3 separate regions of the Homo sapiens genome follow, and regions 1 and 3 are each linked to region 2. A link is a contact called in ENCODE Hi-C or POLR2A ChIA-PET data. All regions are on one chromosome and are shown on one strand. Each heading gives the region's core, a stretch centred on a gene start or an enhancer-like site at or near the end of the contact. The rest is flanking DNA. Distances are from core to core; before and after follow the strand shown. Region 1 overlaps USPL1 (ubiquitin specific peptidase like 1). Region 2 holds the start of LINC00398 (long intergenic non-protein coding RNA 398). Region 3 holds the start of TEX26-AS2 (TEX26 antisense RNA 2).

Region 1 (3,257 bases), core at 401-2,900, 140 kb before region 2:
GTGGCCTTCTGTAAGAGCCTACGCCTGTTTGTTACACCGGTAGAGTGCTGTGGAATGTAAACTTTCCCTATGTCACTTATCTCCTTTATCTCTCCATACAGAGGAGGGCAAGAAACCTTGTTACTTGAACTTTAGTAATGTTAAGTGATCAATAAATCTATAAATAAATGATAGCAGAAAAAAGTTACCTGTTTTTGTGATGATGTACAAACTTTACATGTTATCACAAATACCATCTTTCTTCCCAAGACATTTACTTCTGTAACCAAAGTGGGACACCATCTAACAGTTCTGTTTTGGGAGAGAGTAATAACCAGTGCTTGTGAGGCTTGTTAGATGTTGGTTGTGATATATGAGATAGATGTTATTTCATTTAGACCTCAACATTCCTGTGCGTGAGATACTTTTATCACATCTTACAGATAAGGAGACTGTACTCATTCAGTTGTGGAGCTGAGATTGAGTAGAGTGGCTATTACAGCAGTTGAGTGCTGAGCTTATCAATATATGTTCCACTCCTCAGGCTTCATTTAAAGTAGGATGCCCAAACAGCACCACTGCCGTAGAGATTTGAGTTAACAGCAGTACTTACTGAGGTTTAAGGCTGGCAGCCAGTGTCCTTGCAGTAAAATTATTTGCTAGGGACTCAGTACTTCATAATCTATTTGTCAGATTTACTCCTAAGCTTCTGTGTTGTTTTATTTTTTTTCTGACAAAAGTAGTGCATATTGTCAAGGAAAAACTAGGAAAATACCAAAAAAAAAGATTTTTGACCATGCATTTTAATACTTAGTGACTACAAACATTTTCCTATTTTATGCATATAGATTTTAAATAAACGTGAGATCCTATTGTATCTGTTTTAATGGATAAACATTGTTTCACTGTTTTAAGATTCTGAGGTGATTTATACTGTCTTGCCATTGTTAATTGCAGCAGTTAGCCTTGTTGATAAATTTTTGCATGGATCCAAGTTTTGTTTTCCAGGAGTGGAGTTGCTTGGTCAAAGGAAATGCACATTTAAGGTTTTTTGGTGATTGCATGACTGACTTCCCTGGGCCCTCGCCAACACTAGGTAGTAGTATTGGGAGGAAGGGGGGAACCAATCCTGGGTGCTCCAAGATTACTAGTGAGCCTGAACATTTTCTATAACTATTGTCCACTTGAGTTGTTGTTTTGTTTTTTTTTTGGTGGAGGCGGGGGTGGGTTTAAGAATTGCTTATCCTTTGCTTGTACTAATTATCTTTTCAACAAATATTTCTAGATTACTGCTAAGGACCAAGCACTGTTATCAGCCTGAGATAAGGCAGCACACTAGAAGGAAATCCTTGCTCCTTTTGAGTTTGCCTTCCAAACATGGAGATCAATATATAATGTTAGGTAGTAATAGGAGATACATGCAGTTGATTCATGTCATTTGTAGTAGTTATGGTCAATAAAGTTGCCTTGAACACTGAATTAGTATAAACTGAAATACTGTTCCTAGGGGAAATAGGTTCCTGCTAGCCTGTGGTCATGAGATTTTTGTCAAACAATCACTATATAACCTTTTCTGTTTCTGTTTAAAGACATGTTATTTGATCTATATGGTTGATTCTTTACATTAACATGGCCAACAGCACTGTAACTCAGCCTGAACGAAGCTTATCTGACACATGGTGTTCTCCATAAGGCACATCATAGCTTTCTGTGCTTAGGAACACTAGACGGCACTTCAGCACTGCACTTGAGGACGTTTTAAACAGTGAAATCAACAAAAAGCACAAAAAAATGCAACAATAGGCTGGGCAAGGTGGCTCACGCCTGTAATCCCATCACTTAGGGAGGCCGAGGCGGGCGGATCACGAGGTCAGGAGATCAAGACCATCCTGGCTAACACGGTGAAACCCCGTCTCTACTAAAAATACAAAGAATTAGCCGGGCGAGGTGGCAGGCGCCTGTAGTCCCAGCTACTCGGGAGGCTGAGGCAAGAGAATGGTGTGAACCTGGGAGGCGGAGCTTGAAGTGAGCCGAGATTGCGCCACTGCACTCCAGCCTGGGCGACAGAGCGAGACTGCGTCTCAAAAAAAAAAAAAAAGGAACAATAACAAAGACACTAGTCCCCCAAAAATACACTTGTTTACAGTGTGAACTGAAAGAGGAAGGTGGAGTATTGACTTGTTTGACCTCAGCTGGAAATGTGCACGTCCTGTGACTCAAATTTTTCTCTGTTCTGTGCATGCATGTCCACGAATAACCACAAGAAGCACTGAAAGCATTGATTTTTAGGGTTACAAATTAATTTTAGCAAGTAAATGAATTCACAAATACGGAATCTGTGAGTAATGAGGACTGATTCTTTTTTTTTTTGGAGATGGAGTTTCACTCTTGTAGCCTAGGCTGGAGTGCAATGGCATGATCTCGGCTCACTGCAACCTCCGCCTCCCGGGTTCAGCCTCCACCTCCCGGGTTCAAGCGATTCTCCTGCCTCAGCCTCCCGAATAGCTGGGATTACAGGCTTGCACCACCATGCCCGGCTAATTTTTGTATTTTTAGTACAGACGGGGTTTCACCATGTTGGCCAGGCTAGCCTCGAACTCCTGACCTCAGGCAATCCACCCACCTCAGCCTCTCAAAGTGCTGGGATTACAGGCGTGAGCCACCGCGCCCGGCCGAGGACTGATTCTTATGTCAGATGGCACTAAATGCTATGGAGAAGAGGAGTGGATGAGAGGGAGAAGTATTTTAGACCAGGTAGACTTGGAAGGTTTCTTGGAGGTGGGTGATGTTTGAGAAGAGGCTTCAATAAAGTTAGGGAGCTCGCCATGTGATTGCAGGAAGAGCGTTCCAGGAGAACAAAAGTCATGAAGAGTGAGTGCTAGGCATGTGTCTGGTCTGTTTGGGCTGCTATAACAAAATACCTTAGACTGGGTAAAATGTATAAATAATAGAAGTGTATTGCTTATAGTTCTAGAAGCTGGGAAGTCCAAGATCAAGGTATCAGCACATTCTGGTGAAAGCTGCTCTGCTTCATGGCTGGTTCTCTCACTGTCCTCACATGGCATAAGAGGGGCACAGAGCCCTCAACCGTCTCTCCAGTGGCCCCATCTCTTAGTACTGTTGGATTGGGGATTTAGACTTCACTAATTTTGGGGGGACACAAACATTGAGACCACAGCAGCATGACTGAGGATAAGCAAGAGGCCAGTGTGGTTGAGCAGAGTGATCAGTGAAGGAGAGTTAGGACATGAGTAAAGAGGCTAGCAGACACCAGATCT
Region 2 (3,225 bases), core at 622-3,121:
GCAAAAAAGAAAGGAAAGAAAAGAGTGGCAACATAAAATAGAGGCTGGAACAAGGTGAGGGAAATTAAAAGCACACCGTGCAGGTTGATATGGTTCCTTCCTGTGGGCCGTGAGTTTGGCTCTAGGAGTTAACTGGGAAAGGGAAACAGATGAATATTAAACATAAAAGCAGATCGATTGCTTAGGAGACCACTATTTTTGGAATCCAGGAATGGTAGGCCTTTCTCCTGCAGGCCTTTCCCCACCATCTGTATAATGTACTAAGCCACAGCCCTAATAGCATAATAGCATCCTGTATCTGATGTGGCCTCAAGCGGTTCAGAATTTGGAACTGTGGATCTGCTTAGGACTTCAGTTTCCTTGTTTCATAATCTGCTCCCGAATACCCCATATCTGGGCATATTCTTATTTGATTCAGGTCTGCTGTGGTCCAGATCTGTAAGACTCTGCCCTGCAAACAGACAGTATAGAAAATATCATCAGTGACCATATTATTTAACCTCCACATTATCACCCACATCCTCATGAGTGTGAGGGTCCAAATGGTACTGATAAGAAAAGTTAGTAAGAGGCAAGGTCACCTGCAGTGTCTGGGGTAACAGACACCACATCTCTGCAAGCCCCAGCCTTCAGCCTGCCAGGTGGAGGGGCAGACTCCATCTGATCTCAGAAAATTTGAGAACCGTCCAGGCACAGTGGCTCACACCTTTAATTCCAGCACTTTGGGAGGCCAAGGCTGGTGAATCACTTGAGGTCAGGAGTTTGAGACGAGCCTGGCCAACATGGCGAAACCCCGTCTCCACTAAAAATACAAAAATTATCCGGGCATGGTGGCACGCACCTGTAGTCACAGCTTCTCGGAGGCTGAGGCAGGAGAATTGCTTGAATCCTGGAAGCGGAAGTTGCAGTGAACTGAAATCATACCACCGCACTCCAGCCTGTGTGACAGAAACAGACTCTGTCTCAAAAAAAAAAAAAAATTGAGAACCTTCCCAGGGCCCACCTACAGTTGACTCTTGAGTAATGAAGGCTTTAGGGGTGCCAATCCCCACACAGTTTAAAATCTATATACAACTTTTGACTCCCCCAAACTGAACTACTAATAGCCTACTGTTGACTGGAAGCCTTATTGATAACATAAATAGTCGATTCACACATATTTTGTATGTTAATGTATTATATACTATATTCTTACAATAAAGTAAGCTAAAGAAAAGAAATTGTTATTTAAAAAATCATAAGGAAGAGAAAGTATATCGACTACTCATTAAGTGGAAGTGGATCGCCATGAAGGCCTTCAGCCTTGTGGTCTTCTGAGTAGGCTGAGGAGGAGGAGGAAGAGGAGGGGTTGGTCCCGCTTCTCAGGGGTGGCAGAGGCAGAAGAAGGTCCACCTCTAACTGGACACACACAGTTCAAACCTGTGTTGTTCAAGGTCAACTGTACACGCCACCGAGACCAGAATGGGTGGTTTGATATTTGTCAGTGGCAACAATTCAATATTCTATCCTTTAGATGTTTTCTCACTCTGGTCACATTTAATGTGTTTAATTGATGCTGTGTGGAAGTTTCTTCACGTTAGAGGATAAATAAGCCATTCCCTTTGATAGGAGCCTGGGGCTTTCCCTGCGAGGAGGGCACTTTGGGAGCAGCCTTCTCATTAGAGGGCAATTAGCCGGGCTCCCGCACCCGGTGCCCTGAGCGGGGCTCCTGAGTAGGCAGGGCAGACGCGCCATCTAGTGGCAGCTCTCAGGACGTCCACACGCCTGCTCCTGCGGGCTCCCGCGCCCTGGGGTGGCAGGCACCGGCATGCTAGAGGTTAACGAGGAGGTTCCCTCCTTCCAGCGTGGATGAGCCTTTCCGTGAGGGTGACCGGAAAGGCGCCTGGGCTGGTGACGGTGTCAAGTGTAGGCAAGAAATACGGCTGATCAAGAAGCGACTTCACCTCCCTCGCACAACACTGAGTCCCTTTGCGGCAGGGGCCCTCCCCGCCGCGAACCCTACTTGGAACCTTGCGCCATGCGATGTCTCTCTCATTCTAGGCCACGGAAGCCCTGGGTCACCCTTTCAGCCTGGTTCTCTCCGGTGGTGCTGGCTTGTTTCTCCTGTCTGTTGGGGTCAGCTGCGTCCAGCCTCGGCTCCTGCAGGATTGCCCGGGCAACCCAGAGGAGATGGGCGGGCGTGGAGGTCCTCCCTGGATGACCCTTCCCACCATTTCAACATCATTAGGAATTTAACAGGCTTTTGCAAGAAGGCCCAGGTACGCATCCCCCCATTTATAGTAGGATTTCCAGGACAAAATGTATTCCACTCTCTAAACAACAAGCAACATGTATACAACCCATTCATAAGGTAAAGATTCCCTTGCCTACACCTAGCTTCTCCTGCCCAAGCATGGCCTTGTCGTTCTCTTCCCCAGGTCAAGTTCAGGACCTAGCAGCTGGGAATGCACATTTTCCAAGTTAAGAGTGGAAGAGTCCCAGCTTGGCTTAGATGGAGTCACATATAGGATTCAGGTTTGCCTTGGCAGGTCTGATGGACCTTGGTGAGGGTCCGCCAGCAGCTGTGCACAGCAGCTGCCCAGGGCCATGCAGCAGGCACCGCACTCCCCTTCCAGGAAGGATTCCAGGCCCAGCTACAAGGAGCGTGGCTACTGACAGCTGTCCACTCACAGCTCGTCAGACTAAGCTTCAGCTTTCAAAAAGGACTGTGCCCTCCTTGGGCTGGCCCAGGCCCACATAAGAGCAAGGCAGTGGCCCAAAGGCCTGGCATTTCTGCCCACCACGGGATTCCTCTCCTGGGTGGTCTGTGCTCCAGAGCTCTCTGTGGGGCTGGCTTACTTCTCCCCTGGCCCCTCCACAGGAGTTACTCAGCTATAGCCCCTCTGCACACATAACTCTATCTGGGAGCCTTTCCCGGAGGATGCAACCTAACTGGTTGGCTCATCCTATAGAAGCCAGTGTCCTTGACTTTTTCAGGTGATGAACCTCTTTTGAGAGGATGCTGATAACTGTAAGCATCTTCCCAGGATTTGCACATGTCCAGTGTTAGAGTGCAGGTCCCCCAAGGCCATCCCACGGGCCTTCACAGGGAGTCGGGTTGAGGACTTCTGACTGAAGGAGGTGGGGAGGAGGCGAAGTCGGGGAATGAGGAAGATGGGGCTGGGGGATAATAACAGGGCTTCCGGCAATGGAGAGGAGGGTTAATTCTCATTTCTGACTCACAGC
Region 3 (3,219 bases), core at 385-2,884, 170 kb after region 2:
CACACATTGTCATTACTAGATTTGGGTTCCTCTCCCAATATATAAAAATTCCATCATCTCTGTGCTCTCAGGACCTTGTACTTCCCGGTTCTTCCCATGGCTACTGACTGAGAAGATATCCTTTATTTCCTCATTTCACACTGTGCTTTTCACTACATCCCCTGCATGTGCTCTTACGCGTGTGCATGCACACACACACACACACACATACAAACAACTGCCAGCAGGGCTCATGTGGAGAAGGAGCTTGCCCTGTAGGTTTCCCACCAGCAGCAAGAGTTTGTTGTTGTTATTGCCGCTTTGGCTTTCTTTCTTTCTTTCTTTCTTTTTTGAGCCCTTGTTTGGGCCTGTCCTATTTCCTGCTCCTGTTTTGCATCAAGGCAGTCATATCCCAACCATCCCTGCTTTAGACAGGGGTAGTTTTCTATTTATCAGCTAAGCGTCTCCCTGCCCCAACGTCCTTTGCAGATGTGGGTCAATACTTGAGCATTAATCTGCTTTTATGCCTTTCTTAGAGTGCTTAAGACTGTTGCAGTGGCCACCCAGGAGCTTTACGTGGACTCTCTCTTGGTTTAGTGTGTGCAGTGTGGGACTTCCTGACTGTCCTCACAGCATCCATTCCAAAGCAGAGGTCCATACTCCATCAGGGCCTTGAGCCAAATATTAATAAATGAGTAGCCCCTTTGGTCCACAAATATTTATTGAGCACCTCCTACGTGCCAAGCAGGGCTTTAGGGGATGGGGATAATGCACTAGTGAAAGACAGTAATGGAGCTTCGATTCTAGAGGGAGGCACCAAGAGGCTCCTATTTGAAATGAAACTTCAAGAGGAGAAGGAGCCAGCCACATGGAGAGATGGGACAAGACCTTTCCAGGCTTAGAGAACAGCAAGGCAAGGGCCTCAAGATAGGAATGATTTTGGTGTTCTAGGAACTGGAAGAAGGTGGAGTGGTTGACACATACATAGTGAGTTGGCCGGGGACAGGGAAAAGTCACGCAAAAAGAGATCAAGGAAGCAAGAGTCGGATCATGGTGTGAGTGCCATTGTATTTCTGTTAGCATAGACTCTTGTATTCTATGTAACTTTATTTCACAACAGTCAATAAATTTCTATTGATTCAAGTTGTGGATCACCCATGAATGTTGTTTTTATACTATTCGTCTTCTTCTTCTTCAAATTTTGGTAGCAAAGTTTTGTGTAGGACTTGAGTTTTTCACGACTGCAGACGTGTCTGTGCATGCATCTTAAGTTTTTAATGTATCTCTACACCTTGGGCATCCCAAATGGTATCCCTGACCTCCCAAATGATTTTTTAAAAATTCACATACATTGAGGTTCACTCTTTGTGCTATAAAGTTCTATGGGTTATGACAAAAGCATAGTGCCATGTATCCACAATTACAGTATCACACAGGATAGTTTCACTGCCCCAAAAATTCTCTATGCACCACCTGTTCAATGCTCTCCTCCTCCCCTCAAACCCTGATTACTTCTTTGGAGATCATTTTGGTATTCTGGAGGTAGGGTAGCTAAGAAAAGCCAGCATCACCTACCTTGCCCTGGGGCAGACAACATACGGATGAGTATTGCCATCTGTCTGGACACAAAAAGTCCTCTTACCTACAGGGTTCTAGAACTTGTCAGTGACATCACTCTAGAGCAAGATGTTCTACTTGTAAATACAGTATTGAGATGTCATCTTCGACAGACTTTTGCTTTAGGGACGGTGGTAAAGTGAATTATTGGCCCCAATTCTTCATCTCTCTCTGTATCCACACCCCTGGCCATGTAACCTTGCAGTGCCTCCCACTAAAGATGGAATGTATTTCCCCTGACCTTGTATGTGAGCACAGCCATGTGGCTTTCTTTGGCTAATGGGTTGTTAGAAGAAATAAACCTGGGCTGCTCACTGGTCCCAGGAGAAAAATGAGTCACCCCAGCTGACCTGCCCCAATGACTCACAAACTGTGAATGAGAAATAAATGCTCTTTGCTGCATGCCAGAGGCCAATGTAGCAATAGCTGACTGGTACAGGCACAGCATTTATTTAGATGCAACATTCCTGGGACCCTCAAAATGAGAAAAAGCTTTGTAGAATCAGTTCTTTCTCAAAAATATTAAATTCTACCACCGTCAACAAATGTGTGTTTAAAAAGCAATTGCACCCGGGAAGCGGAGCTTGCAGTGAGCCGAGATTGCGCCACTGCAGTCCGCAGTCCGGCCTGGGCGACAGAGCGAGACTCCGTCTCAAAAAAAAAAAAAAAAAAAAAAAAAAAGCAATTGCATTTTAAAGTAAGAGTGTGGTTGAGGTTCTCTTGTATCTTAAAAATGGCAAGGGTGTTTTAAACATTGAACACTTTAAAGATTCTCATGAGGCCAGTAGCCACTGCTTATTTTAATGTGCTAGAAGCTGTGAGTGCTTTAACCTGGTTCATTCTCAGAGAAGATCGGCAAACCCAGATCAGTCATGGACCTGGCATGAGTTAATTACATGGCACTAGAATCTCTATTATTATATTTGTAAGATAGTAGTTTTTCAACAGTTACTAATCCTGCCATTTTTTTTTTCTTGTGATATCCCCCGATGGCTCTTTAATTCTCTTTTTTCTTTCCTGAAAAACTTACCCTTGGTAGGCGATTTCTGGGGTGTTGATTTTTTTCTTGCCGGGAACCCCTGTGGCCACAGCACCTTTGCCCAAATTCTTGTCCTGCATCCAGGAAGAGTGAGGTACACAAGTGAAGAGTGAAGAAGAGTTTTATTTAGTGTTAGAGCAACTCAGAGGAGTGGGTAGCTCCCTTCTGCTGGCAGGTCATCTCTGAGGCTCTCAGTGGACAGGGTACTCTTCTCTGCAGCTGGTCATCCAGTCCCATCATCTCTCTGCTCTCTTTGTCTTCTGGCCATCTTCTGCCCTGCTCTGGTTGAGCCCAGGGCTTTTATGGACCTCAGAAGGAAGGAAATGTATGCCAGTTGGTCCATGGGCGGCCATGGGTGGGCCTGGACTCTTCCAGGCCCATGAGTCCCTACTCCAGTTCACGGGACTGGCAGCCCAGCCCCTAGTCTTCAGGCTCTCCCTGGCCTGAGGGTGGGCCCTTACTGGGGACCCTCTTCCTTCTACCCAGGATTCTGTCAGCCTCCCGCTGGGACTTGGCCCCCAACCCCGCTGGGAGATTGGAGCGGGCCTTGGGAGGAGAGGCCAGGCACTGGGAGCAGACACCCC

Evidence for each region. Hi-C counts contacts between places; a loop is a spot of excess contacts on that map. ChIA-PET counts read pairs that join two places held with the same protein, here RNA polymerase II (POLR2A). Pooled maps may share reads with other maps.
Region 1: a loop to region 2 is called in a map of CD14-positive monocyte, with 4 times the contacts of the local background. The contact joins the enhancer-like site here to the promoter of LINC00398 in region 2. A Hi-C loop is called at or near these places in 84 of 168 maps with a recorded cell type or tissue (A673, B cell, CD14-positive monocyte and 52 more), 36 of 37 single-sample maps with no recorded cell type and 45 of 50 pooled maps. POLR2A ChIA-PET finds 5 or more read pairs at or near these places in 11 of 52 experiments (A673, AG04450, GM12878 and 7 more).
Region 3: a loop to region 2 is called in a map of mammary epithelial cell, with 10 times the contacts of the local background. The contact joins the promoter of TEX26-AS2 here to the promoter of LINC00398 in region 2. A Hi-C loop is called at or near these places in 3 of 168 maps with a recorded cell type or tissue (IMR-90, ascending aorta and mammary epithelial cell) and 7 of 50 pooled maps. POLR2A ChIA-PET finds 5 or more read pairs at or near these places in 1 of 52 experiments (BJ).

Annotation. Positions count from the first base shown.
Region 1 is chr13:30,660,584-30,663,840 of GRCh38, forward strand. USPL1 (ubiquitin specific peptidase like 1) reads left to right here. Exons shown (of 9, transcript NM_005800.5): 9 at 1-183. Among named protein-coding and RNA genes, the nearest start is that of TRN-GTT2-4, 12 kb to the right of the region's middle. Within about 2 kb of position 1,651, at least 5 of the 41 ENCODE cell types and tissues checked have a DNase peak (open chromatin) inside an H3K27ac peak, as active enhancers do; they include B cell, CD14-positive monocyte and OCI-LY7, where a contact is called at or near this core.
Region 2 is chr13:30,801,335-30,804,559 of GRCh38, forward strand. It overlaps LINC00398 (long intergenic non-protein coding RNA 398), which reads left to right and starts at 1,872. Exons shown (of 2, transcript NR_047012.1): 1 at 1,872-2,258. RefSeq lists a silencer at 1,647-1,766.
Region 3 is chr13:30,976,006-30,979,224 of GRCh38, forward strand. It overlaps TEX26-AS2 (TEX26 antisense RNA 2), which reads right to left and starts at 1,635. Exons shown (of 3, transcript XR_941820.3): 1 at 1,555-1,635.